Regions from separate parts of the Homo sapiens genome. Here region 1 is linked to region 2. Evidence: read pairs that join two places in POLR2A ChIA-PET (ENCODE). Cell type or tissue: CD4-positive, alpha-beta T cell. All regions are shown on one strand. Links, peaks and the distances in the headings refer to the core of each region. The heading gives the core; the rest is flanking DNA.

What was found. Peaks named below come from ENCODE experiments on the same cell type or tissue, not always from the same donor. Only the 100,000 strongest peaks of a DNase experiment are listed, where the experiment ranks them.
Region 1: POLR2A ChIA-PET joins it to region 2 with 8 read pairs; 3 of 35 experiments call an interaction of 5 or more read pairs at or near these places.

What each region holds. Positions count from the first base shown.
Region 1 is chr11:6,743,458-6,748,829 of GRCh38, forward strand. It overlaps the pseudogene GVINP2. Among named protein-coding and RNA genes, the nearest start is that of OR2AG2, 26 kb to the right of the region's middle. RefSeq lists an enhancer at 3,032-3,221. In CD4-positive, alpha-beta T cell, for the core only: no CTCF peak of the experiment used is centred there; DNase peaks (open chromatin) are centred at 2,404 and 3,074; H3K4me3 peaks cover 3,648 bases; H3K27ac peaks cover 4,833 bases.
Region 2 is chr11:6,400,139-6,405,510 of GRCh38, forward strand. It overlaps APBB1 (amyloid beta precursor protein binding family B member 1), which reads right to left. Exons shown (of 15, transcript NM_001164.5): 3 at 3,509-3,684; 4 at 3,350-3,406; 5 at 3,181-3,266; 6 at 3,007-3,070; 7 at 2,438-2,587; 8 at 1,944-2,071; 9 at 1,839-1,844; 10 at 1,436-1,550; 11 at 1,207-1,291; 12 at 851-934. Among named protein-coding and RNA genes, the nearest start is that of SMPD1, 12 kb to the left of the region's middle. RefSeq lists a silencer at 5,181-5,372. In CD4-positive, alpha-beta T cell, for the core only: no CTCF peak of the experiment used is centred there; DNase peaks (open chromatin) are centred at 2,203, 2,723 and 4,433; H3K4me3 peaks cover 2,575 bases; H3K27ac peaks cover 4,511 bases.

The sequences.
Region 1 (5,372 bases), core at 277-5,276, 340 kb after region 2:
GCAATACTAATTCCGTCCTTGAAATCCTGCTCCTACTTATCTCCCCTAGGGTCTTGCTTTCTATCTCTTGAGTCTAAGATATCTCCAGCATCTTACTTTCTTGGTTGCTTCACTCTGGACAAGAAAACATACTCGAGGCTTCCCATACTACTTAAATGCAAATTGGTTCCTGCCTATTCTATAAGTTTTTACTTTCTTTATATTTTCATTATTTCTAGATTTCTCAAAAAAGTATTTCAATTAGGCATATCTGGCTCAATAAATGTTTGTTGATGAAATGAATTGATGAATTCGTTCCACCTACTTCTCATCATTTAGTCTCACTTCATCTTTTTCTTAAAAAGTTCTCTATAAGCCTGATGCTCACATTCAAATTACCAAGTCAGATGTCTCTACAATATTTTCATCCTACTAATTCTAGGGACCTGTCTTTTTTGACTGCCTCTCCTTTCTTGTATCCATCATGAAAATATTCCTTTAAGTGAAACTGATCACACAAGTAACATGGATTAGAGATTTATCAAAGATAAGCTAAAAATCCCAGAATTTGTTTCACGCTTTTTTTTTTTTTGAGACGGAGTTTTGCTCTTTTGCCCAGGGTGGCATGATGTCGATCTTGGCTGCAACCTCTACCTTCTGGGTTCAAGCAATTTTCCTGCCTCAGTCTCCTGAGTAGCTGGGATTACAGGTTCCGCCACCACACCTGGCTAATTTTTGTATTTTTAGTGGAGACGGTGTTTTACCATGTTGGCCAGGCTGGTCTCAAACTCCTGACCTCAGGTGATCCACCCACCTCGGCCTCCCAAAGTGCTGGGATTACAGACGTGAGCCATCGTGCCCAGCCTTCATACATGTTTATTGAGGGCTTTCAGTGTGTTGAAAAAAGTTCTAGGTGCTGTGGGTTGACTGATGAATAGATTAGATCCCTACCCTTACAGAATTCACATTTTAATAGAGGAAGGATTATGAACTTGTAAATGTATGAATAAGTAGATAACATTTTCAGAGTTTTTTAAGTGCTAAGAAAGAAATAAGGAAGTAATGGGATTAAAGGTCACTTGAGACTACTTTAGATTTTGTGCTTAGAGCGTACCTCTTTGAGGAGATGTATCTCTGCTGTTAACTATGTGATGCTTTAGGCCCTTCTTGTCTTTTCTAGTTTCTACCAAATTTTAGTTTGCCTCAGACTCTGACACCTACCCTATATCTTACTATTCCTTTGGATTAGGAGTTGTTCTTTGGACTTGTTGGATTAACTATGTAGAAAGGTTTATTCAATTAAAAACTCATCCTAAATTCCTGGCTCTAGCCCTTTGGCCACATCTTCTTCTAGGAAAATTTTTGATAAAGGAAATCCACCCAGTTTTGATGGTGAAATGGTGAAGCAGGAAACTTTTATGTCGTGGAAGCTTCGTTTTCCTAGTTCTTCCCCCATAATTTTGCTTCCTGTTGAATACCCATTACATATTGGACATTAGTGTGCCCTATTTGCCTATTCTGTGAGAGTAGCCCTTGAATCTATTTTCTCACTCCTCTTGTGATCCATTTTCTACATTCCATCCTGAAAATCGTATTTAAATCATTTACTTCTTTGTTTACAAACTTTTGAAATCCTACATTCGTTTATGATACAATGAAAACTACGTGACCCTGGCCGTTAAGACCCCTCATAATGTGGCAGCAATTAACCTCTGTAATTCCTTTTTACAACCACTCTTTTCCCTTTTCCTACCATCTGGGTCACTCTCTTCCCTTAAATGCCACATCAGCCATCTTCCCTCCACCTCAAGGACCTCAAGATGTTTCTTGACTTTGCATATTTCACTATATGAACCCTTCCCTACTTTCTCTCCCTAGGATTTTACACTCCTGACCTAGTTCATGTTTCTCTTTATTTGTGAAGCTTCATTAATTTTCCAGGTCAAGTTAGCAACTCTCTTTTCTGTGTTTGCAATACTAGCTATTATTCAAATGAGTCAAATTAACAACATGAAACTTTTTTACTTGAGCCCTTTGTTCCTGGAAAACAGTTATGGTTAAAGAAATCCATCCACTTTTTTTGTGTTCTGAGAAAGGGATTATTACAAAAAACCACCCCTCCCCATATGACTTAGATAAGGCATATGTGTCTTTTTTTTTATGATAGGCCAGACACAGACTCTTTAAATTCTCATTCTCAGCTTCATAAAAGATTAGCTGAACTGTTTATCCTCACTGGACAGTAGAAACAAAGTGATTATTAACTTGACCGAATATCAGTTAAATTTCTCTTCCTCTTCCATGCTCGTGAGTTTTGATCTATCCTTCTTCTGACCCAGCATACAACCCTCCTAAGAATCAGCTGACCTTGGGTAAAACATTTCATGGTGATCTTCCTGTCCCCATACTGATATCTTTCTAGCTTTGTTGATCCTTCACCATAAAAGGAAATCTTTTTCTCTCTGGTCTTTGAGATGCTTGTAGCTCTTGTGGTTGGATGGTTTTCTCTATTGCAATACTCTCCTTCCTCTTGTTGCAATGATCCTTGTGAATAAAGTCTCTCTTTACCTAAAAATGTGTTTGTTTTTATTTGATAACAAAAGTTACCAAAATGTTTTTTGTCTGTTTCAATTATATACTCCTTCTTCTCCCAGATTTGTAGCTTTTTGGAACCAGTCTTTTTCCTTTTCCTACCATCTGGCTCACTCTCTTCCCTTAAATGCCACATATTGGACATTAGTATGCTCTATTAATGACAATGCCAAATCCACATTTGTATTCCCAGCATGTCTTAATCTCCCTGTGTCTGACTGCTCCCTATGTTTATTTACATCAATTTCTCTTTCTACTTTAGTTTCTGGGTCTGTTGCTGTATCTCTCTGTCTGCTCTATTTCCTCTGTTCTTTACCTACCTGTCCTGAGGCCAAGATCCTGTCTTCAGGTTGCTCCAGAGAGACGTGCATGGAGAGTAGGTTCCTTTTCTGGGGCTGGGGCTGCCGACGTACAGCTTCACCCCAGGCTTTGGCCCCTTATGTGAGACAGGAAACTGAGTTTATCCTCAGAGCAGTGCAAAACTTCCTGCTGTAAGGTTTTACTTTCGTATTTGTTTTTTGTTTCTAAATCTGCTGATTGAAAGGAAGCCTGTTTATGCTTTCTTGCGAACACCATGTTCATATGGGAACTGGACCATGTTTACATTGGGACCACCATGTCCTTACATGGCAGAAGAGCAAACAGGCAAAAGAGGGCTGAAATCACCCTTTTATAACAGCATTAATACTATCTATGAGGCAAGAACTCTCATGGCCCTCTCACCTCCCAAAAGCTCCATCTTCTAACACCCCCACAATAGGAACCAAATTTCAACATTAATTGAGAACAGACAAACACTCAAACCAGAGCTCCAGTCAAATCCTCGATGAGACCATGATCTCAGTCAACACTAGATTACAATCTGGTGACATCCTAAAGTAGAGAACATAGCTGTACTTTACCTGGACTTCTGGTTACAGAAACTACAAAATAATAAATGTGTGCCATTTCAAACCTCTAAGTTTGTGGTAATTTGTTATGCAGCAATAGAAAACTAAAATATGTCAGTTGATCATCTTAATGAGAAATGGTTTTGGTAATGGCCATTTTCAAGATAGGAAAAAGAAAAATAATCACAGGAGATAGATGACAAACCCAAGATCACACAGGTAGTAAGAAGCAGACAGAGAACTCTAAGTCTAGCTTTCTTCCCATGACACTATGTGGTCTAACAGAGAAGAAACCATGGTTGCCTCTGCAACTGCCCATCTAAACGAAAGCTCTCATTTTTCTTATCTCTGATGGACAGAGATGCCTGCAAAACAGCTCCCTTATTTGCCTTTCACCTCTGAGGATAATAGCCCTTTATACTGAATTAACATTTCATAGTTTCTTAATTAAATGGGGTGAATAGTGATTAGGCCCAGACGCACGATAAACTCAGAGCTTTACAGAAAAAAGAGGAAACACTCAATTTCAGTGATTCTTTTATCAAAATTCCCATCTGTTCCTGCCCTGACAGTGAGAAAAATGAAGCCCACTAAGGTAACATGTGACTTCTGTGTGTGAGCAATTTTTTTTGCAACATCTGAGGCTCTTTTTCTACATCCCTCCAGTGATTTAAATTTCTAAAACTCAAGTTCTTTATTAAACACAAGCACTAAGAGAGTAACAGTCATTTATTTGTTCTTTGCATTTTAAGAAGAAAGGTCAAAAACACACTTCTGATTTGATATTTTTAAGTATCCACACCATTTAAGAACACAGATATATCAATTATAAATTTAAGATAGATGCAATAAATTCTTAATAAGGCAAGCATTCAGAATTGCAGGATTATTTTTGAAGTTATGTTATTTCCATTGGGCAAGGTAGCAGTTTTTGAAGTCCAAGAACCTTAAAAGTCTCCTTCTGAGGAGAAATTTATATTGACAAAGACCAGAGAAGTTATAAATATTCACAGTTTGCATAGCAGTAATAAGAATGATATTCATTGTTCCTGTTCTTAATTTGACATATTTCTAGTTGGATAGAAATTTCTCCAACTGATTCTATGTAAGAGGAAGTGCCAAAATTAGGCTATCAAATTGCAACTCACCTTGACAACTAAAAAGCCCATCAATATTGAGAACACCCACAATGATGTCTAGCACACATGTGAAAGGTGTGGAGAGCTCTGGTGCATGAGAACTTTATTTTTCATTTCAGGAACATCCAAGAAGTCATGGCCATGAGCAAACTGGAAACCATGTGTAACCCCACTGGACCTGGGAGCTGAAGAATCATGTGTTTGGCTAACGGAACCAGCTGACCAACCAGATTCAGAAAAGAAAAATTCAGACACTCGAAACAAGCATATTTGAGGCTCCAGTTACAGAAGAATATGAAGCCATCAAGCAAGAACTTGAAACACATTTTAATGAAGACCCAGAGAATAAAATATAAGTTCAATGGAAACATAAGTTAAATTTTGAAAAATGAGTTCAATTTTGAAAATAAGCTAATAATCCTTAAAGAGCAACTTCTTTCAGACAGCAAAAGAAAAGCCAATGAACTTATTCGTTTTTTAAAAAATTTAAGAAAGACTGGATAAGAAAAAGAGAGATTATAAAAACAAACTATTGGAAAGGAGCCGAAAATTGTTTTTAATTGTAAAGGCTAAAAAGTTGAGTGAGGAAGACTTACATGAGAAATTCAATCAATGTCGGAAAAAAAGGGTCTGTGATGTGTCCACAACTCTTCCTAAAGTCACAGAGCCTGACACTGATTTGGATTCTGAAAACATCCTTTCAGAGTATTTAAAACATGAGATGGATGTCATGGACATACTAACAAGAAATTCTGCAGAGAAGTTTCAAATC
Region 2 (5,372 bases), core at 264-5,263:
TCTCCCTGTGCCTAGTCCAGGGCCTGCCACATGGTAAGCTTCAAAGGTATTTGTTAAGTGAATAAACAAATAAATAGCAGACACTAGGAAAGCACTGAAATATAAGAGTTAACCAGATCAGGCCAGGCACAGTGGCTCACGCCTGTAATCCCGGCACTCTCAGAGGCCGAGGCAGGTGGATCACTTGAGGTCAGGAGTTCAAGACCAGCCCTGGCCAACACAGTGAAACCCCGTCTCCACTAAACATACAAAAATTAACCAGGCGTGGTGGCGGGAGCCTGTAATCCCAGCTATTCAGGAGGCTAAGGCAGGAGAATTGCTTGAACCCAGGAGGCGGAGGTTGCAGTGAGCTAAGATCACGCCACCGCACTCCAGCCTGGCGGACAGAGCGAGACTTGTCTTTAAAAAAAAAAAAAAAAAAATTCTTTGCAACAATGAAGTATGTGACAATTATGCTCACTGTTTCCTTCTCCAGATGCTCCCAGCCCACAGCTGGTGCTGTAACACTAAACCCAGCTACAGGCTGCTGTCTGGTGTCCTCCAGTCATCTAACATCAGCCTCCCAATCCCACCAAAGCTTTTCCATGGGATGAAGGAGTGGGGTCTCCCTTTGTGCCTGGTTCAGCACCACTCACGTGGCTGATGCTCAGCGAAGGCGTGCTGACTGCTGCTATAGGCAGGACAGGAAATAGAGCTAGGACAGAAGTATGGGGAGGTGGGATGCATTTTAAAGGGTAGGGAGACACCAAGCATGAGGAAGGTCTGGTAGAAGAAGTATTGGAAGGCAGAGGGTAGGGGCAGAGTTTTAGGATCAAGGTAGCAGCCCCTGGGTATAGAAGGACACACATACCAACAGGTTTAGCAACAGGTACATTCCCCAGGTAATAGACTTGGAACTTCTGGACCAACTCATTCTTAGGCGCTGGGAATTCCACTATGGGAAAGAAGAGAAGGTTGATCATGGTGGCAGACCTTGCTCACCCGCAGCCCCACCAGCAGGGCATAAGCTGGACACTTGCCCAGCCGAGGCCCTACTTTCATCTCGTCCCCTGCCTCCCTTTAACCGGAGTCCCTCCACGTATTGGAGTATTCAGTCTTCATGTGTTCATTTTTCTATCAGCGCTGTCCAGGAGCTCATGCCTTTCCTTGGGTCACCCACCTTTGCCAACAAAGCTGAGCTGGACCTGGAGGGGTTTTGACACTGACCTTGGAAAGGGACATCCACAAGTTTAGAGTGGTCCAGGGAGAGTCCATTTACCAAGCAGCGGGCATTACGCCGTTCGGCCATGATCTGAGGAAGGAAGGGAGGCGAGGAGCCAGGGAGAATCTATTAGAGCCTCATTGCCCTGGGGCCCCCCTACAGCACTCAGTGACCCCACCCACACCCTTGTAGAGCAAAGGTGGCAACTAGTCCAGGGAGTGGAGGGGGCCGTGCCTTAGAGCAGATCTCATGCAGGCTGGTGGCGATGTTCTTGGCAGGTGCCTCACAGCGAAACACGTGGCACTTGAGCATCTGGGTCAGCTTATCACGAGCTACGTAGGCAAAGTCCCTGTTGGGGAAGGGGCACCTCAGTGTCTCCCAGTACCATCCAGTGCTGAGCCTGGTCCCCACCCCACCCACGTCCTCCCTGCCCATCACAGCTCCTCCAGGGCTTCTGCCCACAGCTGGTCCCCCATAGGTGCTGCCTTCTTGGGGGGGAGGGGTAGACAGGCAAGCATGCTGAGGTGGAGGGTAATGGTGGAGCATAGCGGGTGGGAAGGGGCAGGGCAGAAGAGGGGAGCTTGGGTGCTTCCAGGCATCTGGTCCAGGTGTAGGAGGGGGAAAATAGGCATAGTACCTCTCTCTGGGTCCAGCAGCACAAGAGAGGCAAATAACAGAGTTAGAGAGGAGGACTCTGATGCTGGATGAACTCCCACCCTCGAATCCCAAGCCCTATTCCCACCTTCCACTGTCCCGCCCGACGCCCCACACGCGGATGCTGATGATGGGTTGGGCGTGCAGCAGTGCCTGGCTCTGTGGCTCCACTAGCTTTAGTGTCTCATCCTCCAGCTGCAGTAGCAGATCCTTTCCCTGCAGGACCAGAAGCAGGCACTCAGTGGGACTCCAGCCAGGATGGTGGCTGATCTCTGACCCCTGCAGCTCAGGGGATGTTAGCCACAGCTCTGGGGCCCCTGCTTTGGTGTCAGACCGCCCGCCCTGCAGGCCTCACTCTAGTGGAGGTCACGTGTCATCTCTCACATTGACTCCACCGTTGTTAGGCGACTATCTCCCAAGGTCCTGGCCTGGGGTCGCTCATCCATCCCACAGGGCTGCCACTTAGGATGGGCCAATATCCCCCTTCCCCAGCCTGCTTGTGGGCAGGTCAGACCTCCCATCTCTCATAATTCCCTTCACACTCTCACAGTACCACCCCCTACCCCCGGCTCAGGTCCTTACTTCCCCCCAGCCCCCAGACATGGGGTCATGCAGGTTGTTTTTGTGGTAAGAGAGCTGACGGATGCAATTGTTGACTGCCACACTGCTGCGTCCAGGGGCCAGCTCCTCCTCGGTCATCTCTACCCAGCCTAGGGAGCGCACGGCGAAACACTGCCAGACACAGAAGAGGGGCAGGAGGTAGAGGATCTGAGTCAAAACTGGAGAGTTCCTGACTACAGAGTGTGGCAGGAGGCAGGGTGTTCTGAACTAAGACGGAGAAGCTCCCCAAACAGGATGTGGTTAGGGAGAGGGGGATGTGGTTAGGGTGAGGGAGATGTCAGATGAGACCCCAGCTAGTACAAAAAAGCACCTGAACTAAGACTACAAGGGCCCCCAACCTGGCTGTTGGGCTGGTTGATTTAAAAACTGAAGTGCCTCCAGCTCAGACACAGGGCTCTGTGCTGAGACTGGAAGAACTCCTAACTCAGGACCTGGGGAACTGCGCTGAGACCCCTCAGAGCACAACATTAGGGGCTGTCTGACAAATAAGAGGGCCCCAGACTCAGAATGGGTGTCAGTCTTGAACAAACCTTGATCCCTGGGTTGGTATTCCGTGGGGGAAGCTTCTCCTCCTCTTGGGGCAACGGCTCTGGGCTGAAGGCAGATGGTAATACTTGGCACAGGGCTCCCATAAATGGAGCTGTCCCAAGGCCCCTTCCAGACAGATCCATCCCACTGCCAGCTCACTGCATCTGGCAGCTCACCTGAGGCTCTGAGCTGGGAAGGTCAACGTCCCCTCCTCAGGTTCCTTCAGTCCCAGCTCCATTGGGGCCTCATCACTGGGTTCATCCTTGGGAAGGGGATTGAGGAATCAGTATCAAAATGATGCCCCTCCTCCAGCTATCCCGTGGTAAAGCAGGTCCCCTTACCCACCTTCCAAAATTCTCCATCCTCAAAGCCTTCTCCATGAGCAAAACCTGTCCAGGTGAGCTAGGAGGAGGGATGGGAGTAGTGAGTGAGTGTCCTATCCTACTCCAGCAGCACACACTCCCTCCACCCCTGGCCCAAAATCAACAGGCCTGTGAGCCTCACCTGGGACTCCTCTTGGGGGCTGCTCCCCTGTGAGGGGGAGGCCCGGCCGGGGGGTTCCCACTGGGTGGTCCCTGTTGGGATGTGCCAGTAATAGGTCCCTGAGGTGTCCTGGACCCTCATCCATCCAGCCGGCAGGTCGGAATCCGTCTCGAAGGCGTTGGGGTTCCAGAAGGAATCTGCCAGGTGGGAGGCTTGGTGAGGGTCAGCCTACCCAAAGAGCAGACAGCTGGTGCCTATGCCCGGTCCCCTCTGAGACCCCATGGTTGAGAAGGGGTGGTGGAAGAGCTATACCACAACACAGTTCCTGCTTCTGCCTAGAGCCTATAGTCTGGAGTCACCACATGTGGGGCCACCAGTAGGGGACATGGCTCAGGTCTCCTCCTGGGCCCTGTTGGTGGCTAATGTGGCCACACTGTGGAAAGGAGGAAGGCAGGGAGGGAAGAAGGAAGGGAGCAATGAATGTTGGGTGACCCCAATTAACCTCCTTTCATACATATCTATTATCTCAGTTAACACGAAGGTGAACACTTTCTAGCTCCTGCACACGTACATGTATACACAGACACACAACACATACAAGCCCTACCACACACCTGTGCAGCCACAAACACCAGGGTATGCAACACAGAAAATGCCAGCACAGATGGCAGGTATCACACACAGGTGCACATGTATGTGCAGGGGCACACACACACAAACTTTAGCCATACACTTATGCAGACACCACAGAGGTGTGTGTGCATGCAGCTAAACATACGAGCCCCTGCCACACAGGTGTGCAGATACCACACCACAATGGCCCCAACACACGTGTGGGTACCACACACACAGGCGGACCCACACTCAGACACACGGCACACGTCAAACCCTGCCAAATGTGTGCAGACACCACAGACGCTCACTTCCTGACCCTTGCTGCACACAGATGCAAGCAAACATGTCATGCACATACACACATACCTCGCATCTGTGTCATACACCCTTGTCTGCCGGCAGAGCCACACCACTCCAACCCTGTAACCCGCTCATGCGTCCTCTAACTCTTCTCTCCCTGTCAGCCCCACCCCACATGAGGCCCAACCTCATGCTGCCCCTCACCTGCGCTGCTGTCCTGCAGGATAATGGCCAGGAAAAAGTCCTGGGAGAACATGGCGCTCATTCCCGGCCCCTCCTGCCTCCACCCTCCCTCCTCACAGCCCCTCCAGCCCAGCCAGCTGGGCTCACAGCCTGGTGCTGGGCTGCAGAGAAAAGCTCATCCCGCCCCCTTCTCACCAGGGCAGAGCGTCTGCCAGGCAAGATCCTCCCCCGCTTGGAGCTTGCTAGGGAGGGGCCAGGACCACCATGCTAGGGAATCTCCTTGGGGGGTGGGGAAGGGAGGAGAAAGGGAGGTTCATGAGACCCCAGCCCCTTCTGCTCACACCTCTTCTTCCTCGCCCTGGCTCCCCTCCCCCAATCCTGAATCTCCATCCCACCCTCCAGTGGTTACCTCAGTGCCTAAGCCAAGCCCAGTCTTAGGGATACCAGGAGACTCAGCCCCTAAGGAATACCCCAGCTGCCTGGGGCCCTGCAGAGCCTATAGCTGTCAGCATAAATAGGGTGTGGTTTCAAGGCCTTCAGGGATCCCGCCCCTGTCCAGGACCTGCACAGCAGTTTGAACCCAAGGGTGGGCTTTGAGGTCCTGAGCCCCAGCAAGCTTGAGGCTGGGCTTGGGGCTTCCCAGCACCACCCCCCACCCCTCACCTGCCAGGGCCCAGCTAGGCTGCAGCGTCTCCTCGGCAACCGCAGCACCAGGACCGGCTGGGAGCGCCCAGACTGCTGACGTGCTTCCCGTTACCAGGGAAACCAGGAATCCTGACTGGTCCAA